Regions from separate parts of the Homo sapiens genome. Here region 1 is linked to region 2. The links are chromatin loops, found by intact Hi-C in ENCODE. Cell type or tissue: K562. All regions are shown on one strand. Each heading gives the region's core, and the rest is flanking DNA. Links, peaks and the distances in the headings are about the cores only.

Region 1 (10,060 bases), core at 613-8,612, 320 kb after region 2:
GACAGGAGCTGGCTGTTTCATTCTTTTGTAGATTTGGGTTGCCCCAGACTTCTTGGCTCTTGCAGGCCATCTGGACATACATGTGCAGGTCACAGGGGTTACAATGGCTGAGCTTCGGCTCAGAGGCCTGACACACCTGACACAAGGGAGCGTGTGTCTGAGGGCGCAGCAGCCAAGGAGCGGCTTCCCCTCCCCAGGAGGGCTCCGAGGGGGAAGTCAGGAAGCTGTTTCTTGCACACGCGAGTGTGAAGCTGCAAACTGCTCAGCGGCAGGTTCGGGTTTAAAAACTCAAAACTTAAAAAAATTAGCTAGCCGCCACAGTGTGGGGGGAAGAACCACTCTGCTTTTAAATACAAGAGATGGCACAAGATTTCGGGATAGTGCCCATGTGGGCGACCCCGACCCGGTCCCCGCCCTGCTTGTGCCAAGGATCCTCAGGCACCCGGGGCTTCCTGTTTATACAGCAGAACGCCCTCTCTCTGGAGACAGAGAGACAGAAGGGTCCCAGCCTGAACACCCCCCTCTGGAGACAGAGAGACTGAGGGGGTCCCAGCCTGAACGCCCCCTCTCTGGAGACAGACTGAGGGGGTCCCAGCCTGAACGCCCCCTCTCTGGAGACAGACTGAGGGGGTCCCAGCCTGAACGCCCCCTCTCTGGAGACAGAGAGACAGAGGGGTCCCAGCCTGAACGCCCCCTCTCTGGAGACAGACTGAGGGGGTCCCAGCCTGAACGCCCCCCTCTGGAGACAGGCTGAGGGGGTCCCAGCCTGAACGCCCCCTCTCTGGAGACAGAGAGACTGAGGGGGTCCCAGCCTGAACGCCCCCTCTCTGGAGACAGAGAGACTGAGGGGTCCCAGCCTGAACGCCCCCTCTCTGGAGACAGACTGAGGGGGTCCCAGCCTGAACGCCCCCTCTCTGGAGACAGACTGAGGGGGTCCCAGCCTGAACGCCCCCTCTCTGGAGACAGAGAGACAGAGGGGTCCCAGCCTGAACGCCCCCCTCTGGAGACAGGCTGAGGGGGTCCCAGCCTGAACGCCCCCTCTCTGGAGACAGAGAGACTGAGGGGGTCCCAGCCTGAACGCCCCCTCTCTGGAGACAGAGAGACTGAGGGGGTCCCAGCCTGAACGCCCCCTCTCTGGAGACAGAGAGACAGAGGGGTCCCAGCCTGAACGCCCCCCTCTGGAGACAGGCTGAGGGGGTCCCAGCCTGAACGCCCCCTCTCTGGAGACAGACTGAGGGGGTCCCAGCCTGAACGCCCCCTCTCTGGAGACAGAGAGACTGAGGGGTCCCAGCCTGAACGCCCCCCTCTGGAGACAGAGAGACTGAGGGGGTCCCAGCCTGAACGCCCTCTCTCCGGGCTCTTCCACCAGAGCTAAGACCTTCTGATTTTCTTGTCTTGTCTTTTGAGACAGGGTTTTGCTCTTGTCACCCAGGCTGGAGTGCAATGGTGCGTTCTTGGCTCACTGCAACCTCCGCCTCCCAGGCTCAAGTGATTCTCCTGACTCAGCCTCCTGAGTAGCTGGGATTACAGGTGCCTGCCACCACGCCCGCCTAATTTTTGTATTTTAGTAGGGACGAGGTTTCACCGTGTTGGCCAGGCTGATCTTGAACTCTTGACCTCAGGTGATCCCCACACCTCGGCCTCCCAAAGTTCTGGGATTACAGGCGTGAGCCACTGCACCCAGCCAATGCCTTCTGGTTTTTCTGATTTTTCTGATCTCTCATTTTCCTTTCTAGAAGGGAGGCCTCTTGTCATCCTATCTCTACCCGCAGAAAATAGGATTTGAGTTTCTATTTGAGTGCTGGGACCAGCGTTGGAGGGAGGGAAGACATCAGAGCCAGAGCCCCTCCAAGACTGCCCCCCAGGGCCTGGGGCTGCAGGGGGCTGGCCCTGCTGGGAAGGAGAGGCTGCCAGGTGGGGTCCTGGGCCAAGGTCCCAGCATAAACACCCACGAAACCCCCTGGGCTGGCCGGCTGCCACCCTGCCCTGCTCCTCGCCTCATAGCTTTCCACGAGACCCCCTGGGCTGGCCGGCTGCCACCCTGCCCTGCTCGCCTCATAGCTTTCCTTCACCTCTCTCTCCTTCACAAACTCACCCAGCCCCACGTCTGACACACATTTCTAAATCTATCTTCCTTGTCAATAATTCAACCAACGCTTTTATTTGTCAAAGAGAAACCTGCCATAGTGGGAATTTACAGCCACAGTCCCCACGACGTAAATGTTTCCCTCTCACATTTGGAAACCTGCTGTGTTGGAATTGAATAGTAAATAGGAGAATTATAATAAATGAAATAAGCCAGCCGTCCCTGAAATACGATTGCTCCTCAGGACTTGAGGCTGATCTGAGCCAATTCTTCCACTGATCTCTACGCAGAGCCTCGGGAACTCCTAGAGGAGCATAAGTTCCAAACTGGAGACGCACATGCAGGGGCATAGAAGCCTCACTCTGAACAACTAAACAAAAGCATCTGATTTTAGAATTTAAAAATGTCTGTGGGGGGTGCCTCAGTTCCCCCCGTGACCCCAGCTCTGGTAGGGTCACTGCCACCCGCGCGTGCATGTCCTGGGATCCTGACCTCTCCTTCAAACCCACCAGAGCGATGCCAGGTGACTCTGGGGAGGCTCACCTGCTCAGGTGAGTAGAATCAACCCTGTCGGCCACTGGAGCCACTGGGGTAGCCGGGGCCGTGGAGCTCTGCACAGCCCGGGGGAGGCCGATGTTCAGAACAAAGCTTTTATCATGGAAAAGTACAAACATAAACACAAAGGTGGAGACTGGGACAGTAATCTGTTCACTCACTGCCTTCTCCTGACCTCTTCCACTTCCTCGTCTTTCCCGGCCCCCTCCCAGCCAGAAGGGTGGGAAAGCGCTGGTTTTAATTAGCGATTTCTTGACTGCCTCCCCCTCATTCCTGAGCCTCTCCCAGTTTCCTGACGGTAGAAAACACTCTGGCTTTGATTTGTAAGCAGATGTGTAGATAGTTTTCTTAGAAAGTTTCCCAATTGTAAAATGATTGCAACTTGGTTAACGCCGTCTGAGACACAACAGTTCTGTTTCCCCAAACCCTCGCTTTAAAGGAGTTTTTACTTCATTTATCACGTATGCTACTGAGAGAACGAACGGTGTTGAGGTCGCCTTCGGGTTTCCTGGGTTTTCTGGAGCTGTGGAATCGAGTCCCAAGTGTCCCGAGAGGCAGACGTCTGGAGTCCAGAGCTGTGAGCGGCAGCAGACCCTGCAGCTTCAGTGAGGGCCGCACACAGGGCATCTGCGCAAGACACGTCACCCTTCACATGGCCCCATGGCCACAGGGACAGCGTGTCACTTTCCCAGGTTATTTGGTATTTTTAAAAGCTCAAATGTTAAAGAGTCGGCTTTTTAGGTTGTGCCAGAATGACTCTGGGGTCAAACTATTTCTTTTTTTTCTTTTTATTTTTTTTGAGACAGAGTCTCACTCTTCACCCAGGCTGGAGTGCAGTGGTGTGATCTCAGCTCACTGCAACCTCTGCCTCCCATGCTCAAGCTATTTTCCTGCCTCAGCCTCCAGAGTAGCTGGGATTACAGGCGTGCACCACCACGCCCAGCTGATTTTTATATTTTTAGTAGAGATGGGGTTTCACCATGTTGGCCAGGCTGGTCTTGAACTCCTGGCCTCAGGTGATCCGCCTGCCTTGGCCTCCATAAGTGCTGGGATTCCAGGCGTGCGCCACCGCCCCCTGCCGAAACTATTTCAATGTGACACCAGCATCATGTGTGGCATCTGCAGGCCTCTCTCGGGTTCCCCTCTGCACGGAGCCTGTGGTTTTCAGGGCGAGATGCCCGGCTGGCCCCGGGGCCTGAACCAGCTGCAACGGAAGGCTCTGTGGGATGAGGGCAACCTTTGGCCTGGGGTGCAGGGGCCCCGGACTCTGATGCTGCACCTCGACTTTACCCAGGTCCCAGGGCCTGCACAGGCTGAGCCCCCCACTAGCATGACTGCTCCTGGAGCTGTTTGTTACAGAGACTTGCCGCCTGACTCAGGGCCCCACTGTGGCAATGTCACCTGCCACACCAGCAGAGGTGTCTGTGGGGGTTGATGCTGACAGACACTGGTCTGTTCTTGGGGGAGGATCTGATTTGTCACAAAAAGAGGTCAAGTAGGCTGACAGTTCTTGCCGATGGCCCAGGTGTCGGGATTACGTGTCAGTCCTGGCTGCGCTGCCGGCTTCTCTGCGCCTCCCTGGGTGATGCCCATCTCACCGGGGTGGCGGCAGGTGCACCATCGTGGGGCCGGCACACCCGGCACCTCGGAGGCCTCTGTCCCAGCCACTGGGCCTGTCCAGGAGGGCTGGACGGGCCACCACCTCGGCCCACCCTCGAGGCTTCTCCAGGGCTCGATCCAGGCTGGGCTTCAGACATGGAGTTGCTGGCAGCCCGAGAATGTTACAATTGTTGAGCTTCTTATTTCCAGGTAACTCAAGTTCATTTTAGAAGCTGTGGAAAACACAGGCAAGCAGAGAACATGAATGACCTGCCCCCTGTTATCTACCCCAAACCTGACCTCAGTCAGCATCTGCTTCTAGGTCCTCTCGCTTTGTAGCTCCTGCCTTTGGGGCCAGCTGCTTCACACCCCAAGTCCTTCTATTATTAACTGACTCTTCCTGTTTACTTCAATCCAGCAGATGTGTGTAGAGCAGCAACCACGCCGGGCTGGGACCCCGCGGCCGAGGCGTCTGCTGGAAGGAGTCTCTGAGGTCACCAACCACGCCGGGCTGGGGCCCTGCGACCGAGGCATCTGCGGGAAGGAGTCTCTGAGGTCACTCCTGCCCACAGGTGCACGTCTGTGCACCCGCCCACTCCTGCATACACACGAACACACCTGTGCATGTATACACCGCACCCCACACACCCCTGCACACTCGTGAGGGCATGCTCTCACACACAAACATGCACTCGCAATAGGCCTCCAGGGCTGGGGCCGGCCGTGGAGCTGGACCGAGGGAGGGAGCTTGCTGGGGTGGCCCAGGTATAGCCCCTGGCCCGGCCTCAGCCCACCCGGCAGACTCTCAGCTGAAGGAGGACGCGGGTTGCCGTCGGGATGCCGTGTGCAACATCCCAACTCCACAGATCAGAAGATGGAGGCAGAGCCGATTGGAGGAGGAGGGTCGGGAGGCCTCAGGAATTGCTAAAGGGCCAGCCATGGTTCTCAGTTCTTCCCAGCAACCAGTCCAGAGACCAGGCCAATGGCAGGGCCCCTTTGCGGGCTTGGCTGATTTGATGGTACAAAAGCACGAGCGTCCGTGCAGACTGAAGTGACCACCAGGGGGTGCTATTGGCACACAGCAAGTTGGCGCCCAAATCCAGAGCCTAGAAATTGATCCTGCTGCCTCCGGGCTGCTCTGCCGCACCCACAGGTGCCCAGGGATGCCAGGCGCCTGCCCCAAGCCATGTGGGGGTGGCACAGGTGCACCCGGAAGCCCCCAGTTTCCATAATCTTCCCTCCCTGCCAGGAGGCGTGTGGGTTCGCCAAGTCCTGCTTCCAGTGCCTGCTTCTCCAGTCTCAGATCTCAGCGAGCACACCAGGGGTATGGGAGGCCTCACACCCAGGGGCTGTTGCAGCCACGCCGCTTCCTGTGTGTGGGCGCTGTGCATGGCAGGGTGGACACGACACCACCTCCCAGTTGTCATGGGCAGAGCCCCTTTCCTTGGACAGAACCCCTGGTGCCCACCCCTAGGAGGTAGGATCCAGACCAGTGGGCAGAGGAGGGGGAGGCCATGCTCCTTTGGGGCCATTTGTGTGCCTGGCGGTGGCCCCCATTGTGTCCCCAAGTGGGGTTTATGGTGTTGCCGAGGGCTGTGGGGGGCACGCCCAGTATCTGGAGCTTCTGGGTTGATTTGAGGGTTGTTCTGTGTGTCCAGGCCATGTGGGTTGGGCCACGGCCTGTGGCTAGGGTCTTTATGGAGCAGGATTGAGCCACATGTGGACAGGGTCCCTGTGGAGTAGGATTGAGGCCCCCTAATCTCCCAGCTCATTCTGCACAACTTTGGTTTTGCTCTGATTTAAAAATGAACAGATTAAACTGAAGTAAATATTTCAAGCTGTTTTTAACAAAAAAAAGGTGTTATTCATCATGCACAGTGCCCTCACTCAGATGACAGACAGCAATGAGCTTGGCTCTGCGGGGGCAGGCAGCTGGTGGCTGAGGGTGAGGCCAGCATGACATGGCTCTGATTTACCCAAAATGTTTAATACTTGCCATTTTTTTCTTAGTCTCATTTAATGTCTTTTTTTTTTTTTTTTTTTTTTGGAGACAGAGTCTCACTCTGTTGCCCAGGCTGGAGTGCAGTGGCGCAATCTCGGCTCACTGCAACCTCTACCTCCCGGGTTCAAGCAATTCTTCTGCCTCAGCCTCCCGTGTAGCTGGGATTACAGGCTCCCATCACCATGCCCAGCTAATTTTTGTATTTTTAGTAGAGACGGGGTTTCACCATGTTGGCCAGGCTGGTCTCGAACTCCTGACCTCCGGTGAGCCACCTGCCTTGGCCTCCCAAAGTGCTGGGATTACAGACGTGAGCCACCGTGCGGGGCTGTTTAATGTCTTTTTATGGAGATGCATTTTGTAGGGTGATGAGAGATGAGAGCAGAAAACAAAATCAAGCACCAGGGCCCCAGGTATGCGTCTTCCACATTTGGTTTATTTGATGAAGGAGTTCATGGCTAACAGGGCCCTATAGCCCAAGTGTGACCCAGATCTTTAGAACTGCGGGCCCTCCCTCAACTCCATCTCACCCAGTAGCATGAACCCTAAATCTACTATGGAGGCCTTAGGGAGAGAGGGTGTAGGAGGGTGGCTGCACTCTCATACCTTCCTACATCTGCTGGAGCCCAGGGCCCCCATCACAGGCAGCACCTGCTCCTGTAGGCTACAGACAGGGTCACGCAGGCGCCTGGAAACCGCTGCCAACTGCCAGGATTGGGTCTGCACCTGCCCCGGCCTCCCTGGCCCTGGGTGATGGGGGGAAGCCAAGAGGGGAGAGTCCCAGGGAACGTGACCCCCAAGTGTGTGGCTGCCCCGCCCCTCGCGGGTGTTCAAAGGCCAGGAGCCCTGGGATATTGGGAGGATGTTTCAGTATCCCCAAACCTGAAGGCACCCAGACTTCCAGAAAAGGCTGGCAATGGAGAGACAGGCAGCTTCTTTCTAAGCTGCATCATACCAGGAGGTCGCCAGGGGCACAGAGCTGCCCAGGGGCAGTGTTTCCACAGGTTTGGGCTATGGAAATGGGGACTTCTGGCCATCCTTCCTCTCTGGCCTTCTTCCAGCATCTCCCTCCAGGAGACACCAGTCCCCTTTCCCCATGGGACCACTCAGAGTCATGTCCAAGACCTTCCCCAATGGTGGTCTTTGCTGACATCTTAGGGCAGCCCCCACCCTTGCCACTGTGGATGAAGAAATCTCCTGGGGTGGTGGGGGCTCTGCTTCCTGGGGTCTCACGTGGCCGCCTCCACCCCCTCACTTGGTCCCCAGCTGCCTGGAAACCCACCCTAGATGGACTCAAGTTATCTGCAGATGTGTTTGACAGAACAGCAAGGATGTACCTGCAGTTTTGAAGACCCTGGGCTGGGCGGGATCACCACCTCTGCCTTTTTAGGGAAGGGACCCACAATTCCCAGCACTCATTTGCTCTTTTGCTGCTCAGGGACTGTCACTGCACAGGCCCTGGGGCCTATGGAGGAGTCACAGACTCTGGACTCAGGATGGGGCCCCAGGCCCCAACCAGGCTCTGGCCCAGCCCAGGGAAGATAATAATGCCCACCTTATGGAAATCCCACCCCAGGAGGGTTCAGGACAGACCCCAGGAGTGTTCAGGACAGAGCCCAGGAGTGTTCAGGACAGAGCCCAGGAGGGTTCAGGACAGACCCCAGGAGGGTTCAGGACAGACCCCAGAAGGGTTCAGGACAGAGCCCAGGAGGGTTCAGGACAGACCCCAGGAGGGTTCAGGACAGAGCTGGCCACAGCCGGGTACAGCGCCCAGGCCCTCTCTCCTTCCTTCCTCTCCTGCAACCATTCTTCCTACTTGAGAGTAAGATACAGAGACCTTGCTTTTTGCACTCTCTGGAGAATGTGTGACTGGTGATGTTCTTTCCTCTTATTTGCTTGCCTGTTTTCTAAATGTTTGATAATGAATTTGTTTACTTTGAAATAAGCAAACAATACCAAAAGTTATTTTTAAAAGGACAGCCTCTAAGTCCATGATTACAATTTGGATGATGAGCCAGTGTGGTCGAGGGTGTTCTGATCCTCACACAGCACTGGTGACAGACCTGACCAGGGCACGTGGAGGTGCTTCCACATGGCAGTGGCTTCTTGGTCCTTCAGAAGGATGGAGGCCACCAATGGGCCACGGAGCTGAGTAGGTGGACAAAGCAAATGAGCAGGAAGGGTGGGCTGGGAGTGAGGGGAGGGTGACTGTGGTCCCCTGGATAGTCTGTTGTAAAGAAGCCACCTCGGCTGGGCACGGTGGCTCATGCCTGTCATCCCAGCACTTTGGGAGGCCAAGGCGGGTGGATCACGAGGTCAAGAGATTGAGACCATCCTGGCCAACATGGTGAAACCCCATCTCTACTAAAAATACAAAAATCAGCTGGGCATGGTGACAGGCACCTGTAATCTCAGCTACTTGGGAGACTGAGGCAGGAGAATCACTTGAACCCGGGAGGTGGAGGTTGGCGTGAGCTGAGATCGCGCCATTGCACTCCAGCCTGGGCAACAAAAGTGAAAGTCCATCTCAAAAACAAACAAAAGAAACAGGCAGCTTCTCAGAACACATCTGTCCTCCATGTCCACGGGCGCATCCCACCCCTGGCCACCACCGTGTGGCTTTTCTCCGTGGAAGCAGAGGCCATGCATCACTCCCACAGGCAGCCTCTCTCTGACGAGCCTCAGTAGTAAATTCATGCAAGAAACAAAGAAAACTGCTCCTGTCCTTCTTCAGTGCTGTGCGGAGGAGCGAGAGGGAAAAGCCAACCATAACGCCATTGCATGTGCTGCTGAAATGCTTTGTGCAAACGTTGAGACTGGAGGTGAGGGCGGAACTTTGTAATATAAGAGCAGTAAGATAAATGTTGATTTTAAAATCCAAGTACTTGGACTTTGCTAGAATATTCCATAATCTTTTCCTGGTCTTGATTATTAAACAGTTTTCAAGAAAGTTCTATTTGGTGAGTCACCTGATGATCTAAACACACTTTTCTTTCTTGTTTGATTCCAGCTGGGTCACCTGCCAACAGAACCAAGCCCACTTGGGTTTTGGAGGCTTTGGGGGCTGGCTGGTTTCCCTGGGCATGATTGGTGACCTCAGGTCAGATTCCTGGACTTGCTGGGGATCCTGTGCCCAGGAAGGCACCAGCCCAGGAGGCTCTGAGCCTCAGCCAGGGATGCAGCAGGTTGGTAGCACCTTGGCAGCCATCCCGAGGACACAGGTAAGAAGCCAACAGAGAAGCAAGAATGTGTCTTATTAAAGCTGCTCCACTCCACAAGCATCTCTGGAATGTTCTCTGGGCCCCGGATCTGCGCGAGGCATTCTGGGTGAGACAGAGACGAAGCCGCTTGAGCTCGGAAGCCGGTGCTCAAAGAGCGTGACGTGGCCTCACCCCATTCCTCTGCAGGGCTCAGCTGGCACCTGCACCCCCGAGGTAGCTGGGGGCCCCTGAGCTTGGCCAGGCCCATCTGGCAGCCTTGTCCCTGCTTGTCCACCCCCTCTGGGTTGCGTTCAGCTTCCTGAGCTCCCCCTCTTCACCCGTTCCTAACACAAGAGCTTGTGCACCCCAGGATGGTGGGGATGGGGTTCTGGCTCGTGGGCAATCTGGGTGTCAGGCTTACGGCCCCAGTGGCTCCGGGTCATGGCCTTGGCCCCACAATGGCTGTGCTGCCCCATCAGTGGTCTCTGCAGCTGGGGAAATGCCTGGTCCTTCTGGAGATACAGGAGTGTTGGATTCCCCGATTATGGCCACGTCCTGTTCCTCTGGTACCATCCACCCACCAAGTCTTGCCACGGTTTCCCTCTGGGCCTCAAATCCAGC
Region 2 (10,060 bases), core at 1,610-9,609:
CCTGGTCACCCTGAGTCTGTGGCCCTGCATGTGAGTCAGGTGAGGTGGGGCCCCCTGGCTTGTGCTGGCCTCCACACATTCCCTCCCACCAGCGACCCCGAATCCTTGCAGCTGATGTCTCAGCCTCAGGCCCCAGTGCCCCAGACTCAGCTGGGGACTTTGCCAGGCCCCCCGTACTCCCTAATCCGCGCACAGCGGCAGCCTCTTCCAGCCCCTGTGCTGAGGGCTCATCCCTCCTGCTGGTTCTGCCTGGCCTCTGACTCCAGCTGCGCCGTCCCTGGCTTCGCCTCGGCACTGCCCTGGTTGTTGTCATCCCTCCTGACCTCTGCCCCCTCGCCACATGCTACCCAGATCTTTCCAGAACTGAGCTGGGCACAGCATTTGCCTCAGCATTGTGCAGTGCCCCTTGACCTTTGGGATGGTGGCCAGATGCCCCAGGATGGCCCTTGCCTTTTGCGGTGGAGCAGCTCCCACCACCTCTGCCCCACATGTGCACGCGCTCCCCAACACCAGGCGGCTCTTGCTCACAGCCCGAACCCCACAAAGCACTTCCACCCCCATGCACTGAGGGGGCACCCCTGACTTGCCGGGTGAGACGCTGCCCCACACGGCATAGATTCCCAAGCAGCCAGCCGCTGGGTGCAGGGCTGGTGGCCACCAGCTACTCCTGAGGCTAAGCAGCCCCGGGGTGACACAGCTCCTTTGTGTGTGTGTGTGTGTGTGTGTGTGTGTGTGTGTGACTGAGTTTCACTCAGTCACCCAGGCTGGAGTGCAGTGGCGCAATCTCGGCTCACTGCAACCTCCACCTCCCGGTTCAAGCGATTTTCCTGCCTCAGCCTCCCGAGTACCTGGGATTACAGGTGTGCGCTACCATGCCCAGCTACTTTTTTGTATTTTTAGTACAGATGGGGTTTCACCATGTTGGCCAGGCTGGTCTCGAACCCCTGACCTCAGGTGATCCACCCACCTCGACCTCCCAAAGTGCTGGGATTCCAGGCATGAGCCCCTGTGCCCAGCTGACACAGCTCCTTCTGCAGAGCAAGCCATGGGCCACAGCCAGGACCGGCTCACCACCTTCCAGGAGAACCAAGCCCGCACTCACGTCCTCAGCAAGGAGGTCCAGCACCTCCGGGAGGAGAAGTCCAAGCAGGTGAGGATGGCGCCTTCACTGACCTTGGAGCTGCTTATGGCTGGAGGGCCTGGCCACGTCCTTCCTCCCTCAGCCCCGTGGTCTGCCCATCTTCCCTTCCTCGGGGCCCTGGAGCCTCTCTGAGTGGCTGGTACCAGGAAGGAGGGGCGGCCTCCTGGTCTGATCTGCAGGTGGACTTCCTTGGGGAGCTGGCGTCTGAGCCCTGAGGCCTCGCTCTGCAGGGGCCACCCTTCCTGTGAAGGAGACAGGGCACCGTGGGTGGAACCCTCCGCTGCCTTGCCACATTGGTGGGCGCTGGCTCTCCTTCCCCCTGAGAAGGTCAGGTGGACAGGCTGCAGGTGCCCTGACAGGGCTGCGGCTGTCTCTGTCCCCAGTTCCTCGACTTGATGGAGACTATTGATAAGCAGCGAGAAGAGATGGCCAAGAGCAGCAGGTGAGCGGGCCCAGGGCAGGGGCAGGGTGAGGCTTCAGGGATCAGGTCCTGGCTCAGACTCAGATGGGACCAACCTGAGCCCACGAGTGAGGCCACGAGGAGGTCGCTGGAGGCTCAGTGCCCAGGCGACCATAGATGCTTAAGGAACAGCAGCAGCTACCGAGGCCAGAGGGGTATGGGAGCGCTCTGGGGTTTGGGTTACTCTCTGCACCCTCCTCTCTGCCCACAGGGCGTCGGCAGCCCGTGTAGGGCAGCTTCAGGAAGCCCTGAATGAGAGGCACTCCATCATCAACGCTCTCAAGGCCAAGTAAGTGGGGGGTGGCCTCAGGATACTTCAGAGACGTGCCCACAGGGCAGAGAAAGGTGGTGTGAACCTGTGTGCAAGTCCTGTTTGCAAAGCAGAGGTGGGAAATGGTGAGGCTGGGGCAGTAACCCAGAAGCCTTCCTGGAGGAGGCGGGTGCTGGCTGGGGTTGACTAGGTGCCCAGCAACAGTGAAAGCAGCGAGGCCTTTATAAGGCAAGTGAAACTCCAACCGGGGCGGGGGTGCTGCCCCTCCTTTCTGCAGGCTGCAGATGACAGAGGCCGCCCTGGCTCTGTCGGAGCAGAAGGCCCAGGACCTGGGGGAGCTCCTGGCCACAGCGGAGCAGGAGCAGCTGAGCCTGTCACAGAGGCAGGCCAAGGAGCTCAAGCTGGAGCAGCAGGTGGGTGGGCAGGGCTTGAGAGGGGTGGGCCAAGGGGTGCGTGGCGGCTTCGTGACCCTCACTACCCATACCCCGTTCCCCTCCCAGGAAGCTGCAGAGCGGGAGTCTAAACTCCTCAGAGACTTGTCTGCTGCCAATGAAAAGAACCTGCTTCTGCAAAACCAGGTAGCTGTGGTGGATGGAGCCAGGGAGCCCAGGGTGGGCGCGGCAGGGCTGGGCTGCAGCTTCCCTCCCTGGTGCCGGCTTTCAGGTAGACGAGTTGGAGCGGAAGTTCAGGTGTCAGCAGGAGCAGCTGTTCCAGACCAGGCAGGAGATGACCAGCATGTCAGCTGAGCTGAAGATGCGGGCCATCCAGGCCGAGGGTGGGCACGGGCAGGCCTGCTGTGGAGGGGCCTGGGGATGGGCACCGGGGGACGGGGGCCCCCAGGGGATGCTCACGCATACTCTGCCCACCCTGGGCTTCCAGAGCGCCTGGACATGGAGAAGAGAAGATGCAGACAGAGCCTGGAGGACTCCGAAAGCCTGCGCATCAAGGAGGTGCCCTCTTCGTTGGCCTCTAATGCGCCTCAGTCTCTGGTCTTGGTGTCACGCAGGTGTCCCCAAAGCACACACCTGGTGGGAGCTTCCCTTGCCAACCTTGGGTCACTGGGTGGCCGTATTTTGCCAGCCTGAGCGGATGTCAGACCCAGAACCTCCTATTGGGGGCGGCGGGGGGACCCCGGCAATGTCTGAGCCGTAGTACAGGCTGCCGTTGAAGAGACACCAAGGCCCACTCGTTCAGGGTGTGCATGCTGCGGTAGTTTCCTGCTAGGCCATCTGAGGCAGTGCTTTCTCAGAATGAACAAGGTTCTCAAGAGACACCTGCCTTTCAGGGTGGGGAGTCCGTGAGGAGAAGGTAGGGAGGCCCGCTCTCCACTCTGGCCCCACAATCCCTGCCCCTGAGCAGGTGGAGCATATGACCCGTCACCTGGAGGAGAGTGAGAAGGCCATGCAGGAGCGGGTGCAGAGGCTGGAGGCGGCGCGGCTGTCCCTGGAGGAGGTGAGTGCCCACCAGGCAGGGCCAAGCTCTGCCTTAGTCCTGGGCTGAACAAGGCAGGGGCCCCTGGTGTTCGCCGCCTCAGGACCAGAGACCTCTTCCTGTTCCCAGAGGCTCATAGGCCCCACCTTGGGGACCCACCCACCAGTGTGCCCAAGAAGCTAAAGGGACTTAGGTGGCATTCGGACTTCCTTGGCCTTAGGAACCTTGCCCAGCGAGCTAGGTGGCAGAGCAGCTGCGTGGCCCTCAGGAGGCTGGCAGAGAGGAGCCCCCCTGGCTGGGGTTGGCTGGATGGGCCAGAGAGAGAAGGGCCCTGGGCCAGGGACAGGAGAACGGGCTGGCAGGTGGCCATCTGTGCAGGAGCTGAGCCGAGTGAAAGCAGCGGCACTCAGCGAGCGTGGCCAGGCTGAGGAGGAGCTGATCAAGGCCAAGAGCCAGGCCCGCCTGGAGGAGGTGAGCCACACATGTCCGCCACCCTCCGGGGGAGCCAGGCTGCCCGGCATTGCGGCCCGCATGCAGACTCCAGAGCTTCGGTCTGAGTGGGGAGGCGGGAGTGTGGTGTTGAGGTCAGATGAGCACACCCTGGACACTGGTGGGTCCGCTTCAGCCTTGGATCAGGGCCTGAGACGGTGGAGAGGTTTGGCCCATCTCTGCAGCCTGTGACTACACGCATGGATGGATGGGAGGGGTGGTGTGACCGAAGAGGGAGGAGGAGAGCCCAGAGGGCATCTGGAGGAGGTGGCTGCCAGGGGAGCGGGTTCAGAGTCATAGTAACTAGAGCAGCCAGTCCTGCAGAGAGGTGGGGTCGTGCCCGTGCAGACATTCCCTCAGCTGAGCTCAGGCTGAGCCCCTCATGCTTCGTGGCGGCCCCTGTGCTCACAGCAACAGCGCCTGGCTCACCTGGAGGACAAGCTGAGACTGCTGGCGCAGGCACGGGACGAGGCGCAGGGCGCTTGCCTACAGCAGAAGCAGGTGGTGGCCGAGGCCCAGACCCGGGTCAGCCAGCTGGGCCTGCAAGTTGAGGGCCTGCGGCGGCGCCTGGAAGAGCTGCAGCAGGTAGGCGGGGCTCCGGTGGGGGGCCCCGGGCGTGCTAGCCCCCAACCCTCGCCTCACTCCCCAGCCTTCGTGCCTGGCAGGAGCTGAGCCTCAAGGACCAGGAAAGGGTGGCCGAGGTGAGCAGGGTGCGCGTGGAGCTGCAGGAGCAGAACGGCCGGCTGCAGGCGGAGCTGGCGGCTCAGGAGGCGCTGAGGGAGAAGGCGGCGGCCCTGGAGCGCCAGCTGAAAGGTGAGCCAGACCCTTGTCCTCCCGCCGCCCACTGGTGGGACGTGAGGCCAGCCAGAGAGCGGGGCTGGCCAGGTCTCCCGTGCTGAGGCCGTGCCACGGTGCGCTGGGGCTGCGTCCGCTCACTGCGCTCCTTGCCCTGCAGTGATGGCGAGCGACCACCGAGAGGCGCTGCTGGACAGGGAGAGCGAGAACGCGTCTCTCCGGGAGAAGCTGCGGCTCCGGGAGGCGGAGATCGCCCGCATCCGGGACGAGGAGGCCCAGAGGGCGAGCTTCCTGCAGAACGCCGTCCTGGCTTACGTGCAGGCGTCCCCCGTGAGGACCCTGAGCCCCCCAAAGTGAGACAGGCCGGGAGGACCCGGGCGCAGTAGGAGTGCATCAGGCGGCGCCCGAGATGGACCAGGGGCTGCGTCCCGCCCGCGCCGCCTCTTTGAGACCCGGGTCGTCTGTTCCACGCGGCGGTTGCGGCGACTGTTGGTGGTGTCGCGGCTGCGGGGGAACCCCGTGGGAGGCGCCTGGGAAGGGCTCCCTACCGGCCCCTTCTTCCCGGTCGACGCCACGTGGGAGCACACCGGGAAGGGGTCCCGCGGGCGCGTCTCCCCCTCGCCTTTTGCGATGTCACCGTGAACGCTGCGGCCGCCTGCGCGCGGCGGGGTTTGGAAATACAGCGCGTTTGCACTTTGTGATACATTCTGGCCCCGCCTCTCCCTCCAAACGCGCGACCGTCCGTGCCTCTCCAAACGCGCGGCCCTCTGCCCCCAGCCCTGCAGGGAGGGCCTGCCGGGGTGCGGCTGTTCGCCCCTCCTCGCCGCTGCCTTGAAGGGACGGGAGGGCCGCGGGGGCTGTCCGTCTGGGGGTTCGGGCGGCTGCAGACCCCGGAGTTCCCAGCTGGCTCCCGGCGGCAGGGGGCGGGTCCCCGAGAAAGCGCAGCGCGCGGAGCCCTCCCCGCCGGGTCCAGGTCGCTGGGCTCTCTCCGGCCTGCGCTGCGCCCCGAGGGACCCGTAGGAGACCCCCGGGCCGGGGTCGCGCTGGAGGCGGGGGCGCCGCAGCTCGCGCAGCTCTGCCCGGGTTCGGGCGGCCCCGCCCCGCCAGCCGCGCGGCCGGGCGCCCCCCGCCCGCCCCCGCCCCCGCCCCCCGCCCCCCGCCGGCCGCGCTCGGCTGTCTCCGCGCCCGGCGCTCGGCGGCGCTCGGCTGTCTCCGGCCGATCGCTCGGCGCTCGGGTCCGCGGCCGCTGCGGCGCCGGGCATTTCTCCGCAGCTCGGCTCGCGGCCGCGCCCGCCGCCGCCCGGCCCGCGCCCATGCAGGCCATCAAGTGCGTGGTGGTCGGCGACGGGTGAGTGCGCGGCCCGGAGGCCGCTTGGCTGGGCTGGGCGGGAGGGGGGCTCGGGGGCTCGGGGCGCAGCCGGGGCGGGGCGGGGGTGGCGCCCGGGTCCTCGCGAGGCGGCCCCGCCGTACCCCGCCCGAGCCGCGTGCGCCCCGGGGTCGAGGAGGGCGGGGTGGGGCGGGGCGGGGTCCGCGGGCCTCCAGCTCGGGCCCACCTGATGCTGCCCGGCTCCCGCTTGGGCTGGCTGCGGGCGAGGCGGGGCCGCCGCCCTGTCCTCCCAGTGGGTGGGGCCAGGCCTCTCACCTGGGCTGAACCCTCAGCCGGCCCCACCCTCTCCTGCCGCCACCCTCGGAGTCGGGGCCTCTGCCTGGGGCCCCAGTGTGGGGCGCCCTGCGCCCTTATTCACCACCCCAGCCCCCGGAGCCCGGCCTGCCCAGGTCGTCCTCCAGCCTTAGGTCGCCACGGATCTGGTGGGCTGGGTCCCCCTCTCGACCCCAGACGCCCCTAACTCGCCTCTGGCTCCGGGAGAGGGGGCTGCCCTTGCTGGGCAGAGGGTCCGAGGCCGGGCCCGGGAGCCACGTGGCTTGCCCTGTCCGCAGCGCCGTGGGGAAGACATGCTTGCTGATCAGCTACACGACCAACGCCTTCCCCGGAGAGTACATCCCCACCGTGTGAGTGTGGGGGCTTCCCGGGAGAGCACAGGCCCTCCGTGTGAGTGTGGCATGGGGGGGACACGGGCAGGGTCTCCTCTGGGCTTCCACGTCGGCTCAGGTGGCCCTGTCTCTGGGCTTCCCGGCTGGAGCTGAGGTGCTGGCCAGAGTTCTAGTTCTGTGCAGACTTGTGAACCCCAAGACACAGGCCAGCAGGGCTGGGGGTTTCTGGGACCCCTCCCAAGCCCTGACCCTGCCCTCACTGCTCTGCAGTTTTGACAACTACTCTGCCAACGTGATGGTGGACGGGAAACCAGTCAACTTGGGGCTGTGGGACACAGCGGGTCAGGAGGACTACGATCGGCTGCGGCCACTCTCCTACCCCCAAACTGTACGTAACAATGGGGCCAGCCCCGGGAGCTGGGGGGGTCCCTGAGATCCGCACAAGGGAGGGAGCAGGGCCCTGGGGAGCCCCTGACCACTCCACCAGGTCCCACCTTTTTCCCAAGGACGTCTTTCTGATCTGCTTCTCTCTGGTGAGCCCGGCCTCCTTCGAGAATGTTCGTGCCAAGGTAGGGCAAGGCTGGGGGCCCCTGTGGGGAGAGGGCTTGCCCCAGTACCTGCCCCGACAAGTTGTCCTTTAGAGGCAATTGCGATACGGGTTCTGCCTGGGGTAGGCACACGGAGTGGGGTCTGAAGATGACCATGGGGGCTGATGGGGTGCCGTGGTGGTGGTCACAGCTCTCAGAATGGAGGGTTCTGAGGGCTCTGGCTGCTGGGGATGGGCCTTGACTAGGAGGCCCTGGGAGGTCTCCAGGTTCCCTGGCTGCGTGTTTGTTCCTGGTATCTCCCCACCAAATCCGCCCCTGGTCACCCCTTGAAGGAAGAAGAGCCAAGTGTAGCTCTGGAACAGTGGGGAAAGTCCCTGAGGGCCGTGACTTGCTCAGGTGGGGCTGGGGTAGCCGACTCCGGGCCTAGGGATCAGAGCGTCTGTCCCTGCAGTGGTACCCGGAGGTGCGGCACCACTGCCCCCACACGCCCATCCTCCTGGTGGGCACCAAGCTGGACCTCCGCGACGACAAGGACACCATTGAGCGGCTGCGGGACAAGAAGCTGGCACCCATCACCTACCCACAGGGCCTGGCCATGGCCCGGGAGATTGGTGGGTAGGCGCTGGCGGCCTGCAGGGGAGGGGTGGGGAGGCGCAGTAAGGGCCTCCCTGTACCCCACCCTCACTGTCTCCCCTCCTCACTGCCGCTAGGCTCTGTGAAATACCTGGAGTGCTCAGCCCTGACCCAGCGGGGCCTGAAGACAGTGTTTGACGAGGCGATCCGCGCGGTGCTCTGCCCGCCCCCAGTGAAGAAGCCGGGGAAGAAGTGCACCGTCTTCTAGAGCCCTGGCCCACCCGAGCCTGAGGGCTGGCGGGGAGCAGCCCTGGACGTGTCCGCTGTTGTGTTGAGACGTGTGGTGTCCCTGAGTCGGCTGTGGGGAGCGGTGGGGGTGGGCCGGGGGGAAGCATGGGGATGAGGCTGGGTGGCAGGATCCTGTCCTCTCTGCCGCCTCATTCTGGGGTGTGGCTCCAGCCTTCCCTGGCCCCCGCCGGAGGCCGGGAGGGAGCAGGGTCTCCCTCAGGGCTGCAGGGGCAGGTGCAGGGAAGCCCCAGGATGGGCTTCCCTGGAGGGGGAGGGTGGGGGGGAGTTCTGTTCCTTGTGCCCCGAGGTGGGGCAGCCCCTTCTCATTTTATACAATAAACATTCTCCACCTACACCTCTTGCCTCTCACTACCTGCCCTTCTGTCCTGGGGCGGTTTGCTCCTAATTCCCCTCTGTGATGGTGCAGAGCGGGTCCATCACACCCCAGCCGACCCCAGCCGCACTTCAGAGCTGAGTTCCCAAAGGCAGCACTAAGCTTCCTCCACCCTACCCCAGGGGAAGAGGGGGCCTGCTGAGCTGCTCAGCCCCCCAAAGGAGCCGACCCAGATCAAAGCAATAGCTAGTGCATTGAGCCCTAGGGATGATTACTTGGCTGTGTACAAGGCCTCCCTCAGGCTGATTTGTGCCTCTGGGAGGGCACATGTCAGGGAGGGGTGGGGAGAGGCGGGCCAGTTCTCAGGCAGCGCCTGTTGTGCTGACCGGGAAGGTCTGAAAAGAGGCTGAAGCAGGTCAGGCCTCTCTGAGCCTCGTGGGAGCCGAGGCAGGCTCCCCGCATCCCTCAACTCCTCTGGCTGGCACCGGGAGTAAGGGCAATCCAGGCAGAGGGGCAGGGTGGAGGAGGGCGCGGGGGTCGGGGTGTGGTGTGGAGAGTGAAGAGAGCAGTGACCCAGCACAGTCCGCTGACGCTGAAGCCAGAATCAGTGGGCCCGGAGCCATGGTCCCGGGATTGGAGTCACTCGGGATTGGAGGGTGCCATGAGGTCCCGGGATTGGAGTCACTCGGGATTGGAGGGTGCCATGAGGTCCCGGGATTGGAGTCACTCGGGATTGGAAGGTGCCATGAGGTTCCAGGATTGGAGTCACTCGGGGTTGGAGGGAGCCATGGTCCCGGGATTAGAGTCACTCGGGATTGGGGGGTGCCATGAGGGCCACTGTCTGCTTCCGCCTTGTGCTGTGTGGGGGCAGCTCCTACTGGCTCAGGAAAGCCAACTGCTGAATTCTCAACAATTTTGCTAGCCAGTTGTTAATGATCATTAACAAATTATAGAAGCTTACAATTTGTGTTATTAAAAGCAAAATCGGCAAACGTCACTTCCTACTTATTTCTGCATACACGACTGTTTTCTCTGCCCCTCGGTTATGTACATCTGTGGGACCTATGGACACAAACACCACATAACAGGGTGCTGAGGGCATCTCCTCCAGCTCCACGTTAAATGACATCTAACTGGTAGCTTGAAATCAGCCGTGGTGGGAGGAGGCTTGACTTATGGTTACTTGTCTAGACTTCAGATGATAAAATGCAGATTAGACTTCAGGGTGCTGTGTCTATGCTCATTACATTGTGAATAGCACAAGTTGAGGAAACGCTCTTCTAGTTTCCGAAAACCATCATCTGATTCAACAAAGTGGCTCAGATCACCGACGAAGTGGAGAAGCTTGACGTTCTCCTTGTTTCCCTTTTGTCTTACTCATTAGCTTGAAGGAAGAGGAGCCAACTGTACACTCACAGAGGGGGCCATCAACACTCACATGCACACACCGTCTCACCCCAGAGGTTCTGGACAGGCCCGAAGGCCAACCTTGCTGAAATTCACCACCCTCTTTGGGAGGTGACCTTTCACCACCTCCCACCTCCCTGACAGAGAACTGGCCAGGCCTGAAAACCTCAGGAGTGGGAGCCACGCTCCCCCTTGGATTGGAATGTGAATGTCATGGGTCTCTGCCCGCGTTCCACACCTGGCCCCAAGCCCCCAGCTACCTGCTGGCAGCCTAGGAATAGCACATAGTCTGGGCAGCAGAATCAGGTTTATTGGAGGGATTGGGGGTAGG

Evidence for each region. Peaks named below come from ENCODE experiments on the same cell type or tissue, not always from the same donor. Only the 100,000 strongest peaks of a DNase experiment are listed, where the experiment ranks them.
Region 1: a loop joins it to region 2, with 4 times the contacts of the local background. A loop is called at or near these places in 5 of 110 quality-filtered maps.

The regions. Positions count from the first base shown.
Region 1 is chr17:82,346,701-82,356,760 of GRCh38, forward strand. No RefSeq gene overlaps it. Among named protein-coding and RNA genes, the nearest start is that of TEX19, 7.5 kb to the right of the region's middle. RefSeq lists enhancers at 3,797-3,916, 4,595-4,814, 5,245-6,121, 9,189-10,060 and a silencer at 4,686-4,864. In K562, for the core only: CTCF peaks have their summits at 3,719 (motif pointing left) and 5,297 (motif pointing right); a DNase peak (open chromatin) is centred at 5,261.
Region 2 is chr17:82,025,862-82,035,921 of GRCh38, forward strand. LRRC45 (leucine rich repeat containing 45) reads left to right here. Exons shown (of 17, transcript NM_144999.4): 6 at 1,038-1,150; 7 at 1,525-1,583; 8 at 1,813-1,890; 9 at 2,150-2,285; 10 at 2,373-2,450; 11 at 2,536-2,647; 12 at 2,752-2,822; 13 at 3,232-3,324; 14 at 3,682-3,774; 15 at 4,204-4,377; 16 at 4,458-4,605; 17 at 4,748-5,290. The coding sequence ends at 4,944. It overlaps RAC3 (Rac family small GTPase 3), which reads left to right and starts at 5,817. Exons shown (of 6, transcript NM_005052.3): 1 at 5,817-5,935; 2 at 6,526-6,597; 3 at 6,850-6,967; 4 at 7,086-7,148; 5 at 7,579-7,738; 6 at 7,838-8,343. The coding sequence starts at 5,901. The coding sequence ends at 7,968. It overlaps DCXR (dicarbonyl and L-xylulose reductase), which reads right to left. Exons shown (of 8, transcript NM_016286.4): 8 at 9,997-10,060. RefSeq lists an enhancer at 3,912-4,435 and silencers at 5,033-5,322, 5,343-5,452, 5,813-5,892, 6,093-6,252. In K562, for the core only: CTCF peaks have their summits at 4,773 and 6,318; DNase peaks (open chromatin) are centred at 4,810, 5,400, 5,780 and 6,220; H3K4me3 peaks cover 2,787 bases.